Linked DNA regions of Mus musculus: region 2 is linked to region 1. The links are chromatin loops, found by intact Hi-C in ENCODE. Cell type or tissue: left cerebral cortex. All regions are shown on one strand. Each heading gives the region's core, and the rest is flanking DNA. Links, peaks and the distances in the headings are about the cores only. Region 1 overlaps Stx12 (syntaxin 12). Region 2 overlaps Fam76a (family with sequence similarity 76, member A).

The links. A loop is a pair of places that touch in the nucleus more often than their neighbours do. Peaks named below come from ENCODE experiments on the same cell type or tissue, not always from the same donor. Only the 100,000 strongest peaks of a DNase experiment are listed, where the experiment ranks them.
Region 2: a loop joins it to region 1, with 3 times the contacts of the local background. A loop is called at or near these places in 14 of 42 quality-filtered maps.

The regions. Positions count from the first base shown.
Region 1 is chr4:132,854,652-132,857,571 of GRCm38, forward strand. Stx12 (syntaxin 12) reads right to left here. Exons shown (of 9, transcript NM_133887.4): 8 at 2,649-2,731; 9 at 1-907. The coding sequence ends at 815. Among named protein-coding and RNA genes, the nearest start is that of Ppp1r8, 13 kb to the left of the region's middle. In left cerebral cortex, for the core only: no CTCF peak of the experiment used is centred there; a DNase peak (open chromatin) is centred at 1,723.
Region 2 is chr4:132,914,012-132,916,931 of GRCm38, forward strand. It overlaps Fam76a (family with sequence similarity 76, member A), which reads right to left. Exons shown (of 9, transcript NM_145553.2): 4 at 2,108-2,260. Among named protein-coding and RNA genes, the nearest start is that of Fam76a, 7.1 kb to the right of the region's middle. In left cerebral cortex, for the core only: a CTCF peak has its summit at 1,287 (motif pointing right); no DNase peak of the experiment used is centred there.

The DNA of each region.
Region 1 (2,920 bases), core at 312-2,811:
GGAATCATGCCAAACGATCCACATTTACTATCCAAAATCGGGCTGTGCCTAATTCTTCCGTTCTATGCAGACAGGTGGGAGAGACCCGACTGATTGTAAGCATGGTAATGAACCGATCCTCTCTAAACAGGAGTGGGATGGCTTAGTGTTCGAGGATGGACTCTGTAAACACCAGCAGACAATAAAGGCAATTCACCTCAGACCCAGACTGTCCCACACAACCTGGCAGTGGGCCGGCTCTGCCAGGTTCTTCTCATTTTGTCTGAAGTCACGGGTGCAATGTTCTTAATCCCCAGTTATATATAGTGCCAAAATCTTACAAAACAGAAAACAGACCCCTCAGAAACAAAATCAAAATGTTAAATAATAAAAATTGCTGGCATATTGTACAGTTTCTCAGACTCTAATAGGCTGGCTCCAGATGGAAATTTATCTCAGATACTCATAAAAAGGTAAAGTTTGCGTATATACAAAAAGACAAATTTATGATGTAGTGTCACCTGTCAAAAAGAATATCCACGATGGAACTGTCAATAAACACTTGCAATAAGGGCAATCAAAATACAAGAGAAAGGAAAATACAAAGGAATAAGGTAATTCGTTATTTGACAAATGAATAGAATGTATGCATAAACTGATAAATACTGTCTCCATGGTCACTAATTCCAAGGACTAGTTAGTAGTTAGATTCTAGCTAAATTATCACAGGACACTCTGGTACACTCTCTTCTGTGGTCAGTCTGTTCTGGCAAGACTCTCTCAAGCACTTGCCCTTGAAAACAACTCAGCAGGAGGAGGCTCTGAGGCAAGCACTTCATTTAGAAGCAACCCAGATAACAACTACCAAGACTGTAACAATCACTGACAGGACAAGCACGAGGATACACATCTTCTTGCGAGATTTTTTCTGAGGAAAGAAATATTTAAAGACACTCATGAAACAAGTAGACATTTGTATACCTAAGACTCGGAGTGCGTCATCCTCTGAATCCTGCATCTCCTTGTCATTCAGAACATACTTATAGTTCACTGCTGAGATTCAGCCCAGGTCCTTGTGCATGCTAGGTAAGCGCCTCACTTCTGAGTGGCATCCCCAGCCTGGAATTAACTCTTGCCACGCATAAAGATGCAAACATCTTCTCAAAAATCTCAAGTCCACAGTTCTAAGTAGTACTGCAAGTGTCATCGTCCCCAAATACAAATTTGTGAGGGAGCTGTGCCTTTGATCTAGGTGTTATCTGCTGATGTGACTTGTCTCACAAGCCAGTCTACTCTTGAATCGGCTGGAATTACAAGCAGTGCCACAATCCCCCGTGGGAGATGGGAGCTGAGGATTTGGACTCCGGGCTCCTGTCTGCTCTAACCACTGAGCCTTCGCTCTGGGCCCTTGTGTGTGCATTTTAATAACTCACTCCACACCTATCAGATTGTATGTTTACTGTAAAATATATGAGCAGTAGAAAGAAAATAATCATCCATATGTAAGACTGTTAACATAAGATTCTACTTCTTTCTGCTCTCTTGTTTGTGTGTTTATCTTTTTGTTTGAGATAAGGTCTCACTACGTAGCCTTGGCTGCCTGGAGCTCTCTCTATAGTCCGGGTTAGCTTAATCTATAGAGATCCACTATCTTGGCCTCGGAAAGCTGGGTTACAGGCCCATGCCAGCATGCCAGGCTCCTCCCACTCCCTCATCTGTGCACATCCCCATTTGGAGTAACTGGATCAGCCTGTACATTTGGTGTTCTTCTTGTTAGCATTTAGCACAAACGCTCCTGTTCTGCTACAATCTCATCAACATCCTTTAGCTCCCACATACTACGACCCTGAGTAGATGTGATTACGCTTTTACTGCTGTGAACTAAAATCATCAGTTTTTCAAGAATACTGTTATGAAACTCAACTTCCTCAAGCATATTCCCAGGTAAAATACAGCTACCCTAGGAATACAGAAAATGACTAAAATGCTAGTTACCTCTAAAAGGTCATACAACACCATTTTTAATATCTAAAACCTCAACTATAGACTCAGAAAGAGTAGGGTGCTGTGCCACACACCTTTAATCCCAGCACATGGGAGGCAGAGGCAGGAGAATCTCTTTGAGTTCCAAGACAACCTGCTCTACAATGTGAATTCCAAGCCAGCCAGGACTACACAGTGAGACCCTGTCTCACAAAACAAAACAAAAAGACTCAAAAAAGTCATAAAGCCAGCAGAATCACCTCCATGGTGCCTGAGGCCTGTTCACCATGAGCCGTCCGTCACAGCCGGTTCTATGGCTCCATGCTCTGAGTCAGCAGTCGGCTACAGGGTCTCTGAAGCTCTGCTGTCCTGCGGCTCTTACTCTCCCAACAGTCCCCCATTTAGGATATAAGGTTAGCATCATGCTAGACTTTAGGCATCAAGCTAGCTCGTGGCATTAGCTTTATAGCCACACAGCTTCTATGTAAGTTATTCAGGATTTGATGGTATTGGAGATCTGGCTACAAAAATAAATACTAAAAATGGGACTAGAGCTGCAAACTATGACTGCCTGCATCCAGCTTAAACTCAAGCAAAAGACTGCAGCTGCCAGCAATGTGTTAACACAGCCTGGAAGTTCACAGAGTCTACAGCATAGAGTGACTTTCTTTGACTCTGGCTTTTACCTGATAGTAAGCAGCTCTTTGTAGCTGATCAGTGGCTCTTTCCACATGCACCTCCGAGCTTTCCACATTGGCTTCTATGCTATCTGTAAAACATACGATGCACATTTTAGCACATTCAGGTATTTCAATACTGAAAAAACCAAACAAGCAAATTTTTTCTTTTTTAAAAAAAGTATATAGATGTTTTATCTGCAATCTGTATACCATGTACATTCCTGGAGGGTGTTGGATCCCTCAGAACTAGAGCTACCGATGGCTATGAGCTGGTGAGT
Region 2 (2,920 bases), core at 221-2,720, 59 kb after region 1:
TTGCACACCTTTAGTCCCAGCACTCAAGAGGCACAGCCAGGCAGATCTCTGAGTTCAGGGCCAGCCTGGTCTATAGAGTGAGTTCCAGGATAGCCAGGGCCACACAGAGAAACATGGTCTTACCAAGTATCTCTGTGTCTCTAGGAATTCACTATGTCGCCCAGGGAGATTTGTCTGTCTCACCTATGTTAAAGAAGACATGTAGCCGGGCATGGTGGCGAATGCCTTTAATCCCAGCACTCGGGAGGCAGAGGCAGGCGTATTTCTGCAGGCAGAGGCCGGCCTGGTCTACAAAGTGAGTTCCAGGACAGCCAGGGCTACACAGAGAAACCCTGTCTCGAAAAAAAAAAAAAGAAGACATGTGCCATGGTATCTGGGCCAATACCTTTAAAATAAAGATGTTTTAGATTTATCTTCTTTATGTGTATGGGTGTATGGCTGCAGAGACATCTGTGTACCACAGGCAACCGGGTGCCTCTGGAGATCAGATGAGGCTGGAGTGACAGGTGTCATTAGACACTGTCATGCGGGTGCTGGGTGCTCAACCCAGCCAGAGGGGCTGAACTCCTCCCGGGGCCCCAACGTCTTTCTTATTAAACTCTAACTCTGCTGAGAGAGAGAGAGAGAGAGACAGACAGACAAACAGACAGACAGACAAGACACTGGTGGTAGCTCAGTCCTGTGTTACAGAGTGAGTTCTAAGACAGGATAAGGAGTTAAGATTCTGCCTCAAAAAAACAAAAAACAAAACAAAACAAAACAGAAATGATAGGGGCCAGCAAGGCAGCTCAGTGAATAAAAGCATCTGCTGCCAGGCCTGGGAAGCACAGAGGAGGAGGTCGGACTCCTGCAAGCCGGCCTCTGATTGCCACAGGTGTGCCTGGGGTACAAGGGCAGGCATGTGCGTGCATAAGAACACAAAAGCAAATACCCAAAATGTAATTGTAAAGGGAAGAAATAGATAGGGCATGGTGGCACAGCCCTTTAATCTCGACACTTAAGGCCTGCCTGGTCTATATAGCAAGTTAAAAGATAACCACAAGCCGGGCATGGTGATGCAGGCCTTTAATCCCAGCACTTGGGAGGCAGAGGCAGGCAAATTTCTGAGTTCGAGACCAGCCTGGTCTACAGAGTGAGTTCCAGGACAGCCAGGGTTACACAAAGAAACCCTGTCTCGAAAAACAAAAGATAGCCACAGATTCAAAGAGACTCTGTCTTTTTTTTTTTTAAAGAATCATTTATCTATTTTATGTATGAGTACACTGTAGCTGTCTTCAGACACACCAGAAGAGGGCATCAGACCTCATTATAGATGGTTTATAAGCCACTGTGTGGTTGCTGGGAATTGAACTCAGGACCTCTGGAAGAGCAGTCAGTGCTGCTAACTGAAGAGCCACCTCTCTAGTCCAAGACCCTGTCTTAAAAAAGCAAAATGGGAGACCCGATGGAGAGATGGCACAGCTGTTAAGAGTACTTGTTGCTCTTGTAGAGAACCCTGGTTTGATTCTCAGCACATACATGGTGAATACAACAGCACCCAAATCCAAGACCGGGGAGTCTGATGCCCTCTCCTGACCTTCTCCAGCACCAAGCACACATGTGGTGCACATGCATATATGCAGGCCAAACATGCACAAATAATTCTAAATAAACAAACGAACAAACAAAGCATCCCTCTCATATAAACACAATTAAAAAAGGTAACAAAATACTTTATGAGCCAGGCACACGCCTTTAATCCCAGCACTTGGGAGGCAGAGGCTGGCAGATTTCTGAGTTCGAGGCCAGCCTGGTCTACAGAGTTAGTTCCAAGACAGCCAGGGCTACAAAGAGAAACCCTGTTTCAAAAACAAAATCAAAAACAACAACAAAAAACCTTTATTTAAATAAATGTTAGAATAGTCAAGATTGGATGAATGAAGAAACAAAGTCTAACTCTTCAAGGTTGGTAACAGAGGCAGGGAAGGGTCTCAAAAGCACATCCACCTGATTTGGGCCCAACTCAACTCCTTAAGAGGAGGAGAAAGAGAAAGAGGAGAAGGAAGTCGAGGAGGAAGAAGAAGAAGAAGAAGAGGAAGGAGAGGAAGGAGAAAAACACAGCATTTACCTTCTTTCGATCATCCTTCCTGTCAAATGCACACTGCTGCTTGCACTGTTCACAGGAATATGGGGGTCCATACTTCTTCTCTGAATTTGTGCAGCGCTGGCATTTATTCCCAATAAATGCAGCAATTATGTTGCAATACTGACAAGGCTTAGGCTTAGGCAGAAAGAAAGGGCAAATTAGTATATCTTAAACCACTGGCCCATTTTTACTGCAATGATCCTACTTTGTAGTCCATGACACATGGTAAACATGTGTCCCCAATATCACCCATTTGCCCCACAGGGCTCAAATGAAGTCCAATTCTTAGCACTTAAGAAAGGAACACTCTGGGGCTTGAGAGATGGCTCAGCTGTTAAGAGCACTGACTGTTTTTCTAGAGGACCTGAGTTCAATTCCCAGTAACTACACAGTGAGTCATAACCATCTGTAATGGAATCCAATGCCCCCTTCTGGTGTGTCTGAAGAAAACAACTGTGTACTTACATACATAAAATAAACCTTTAAAAAAAAAAAAAAAAAGGCCGGGCATGGTAGCGCATGCCTTTAATCCCAGCACTTGGGAGGCAGAGGCAGGCAGATTTCTGAGTTCAATGCCAGTCTGGTCTACAAAGGGAGTTCCAGGACAGCCAGGGCTTTACAGAGAAACCCTGTCTCAAAAACAACAAAAAAAATTTAAATAAATAAATTTAAAAAAAAAAGTAACACCGCCCCCATAGGGTTGTTTTAAAGAAATAAAAATAACAACTAAAACCCACTAGAATCCATGATAAAAATTCAACAAAAAATTCAATACGACATAGCTGAGTTTGAGGC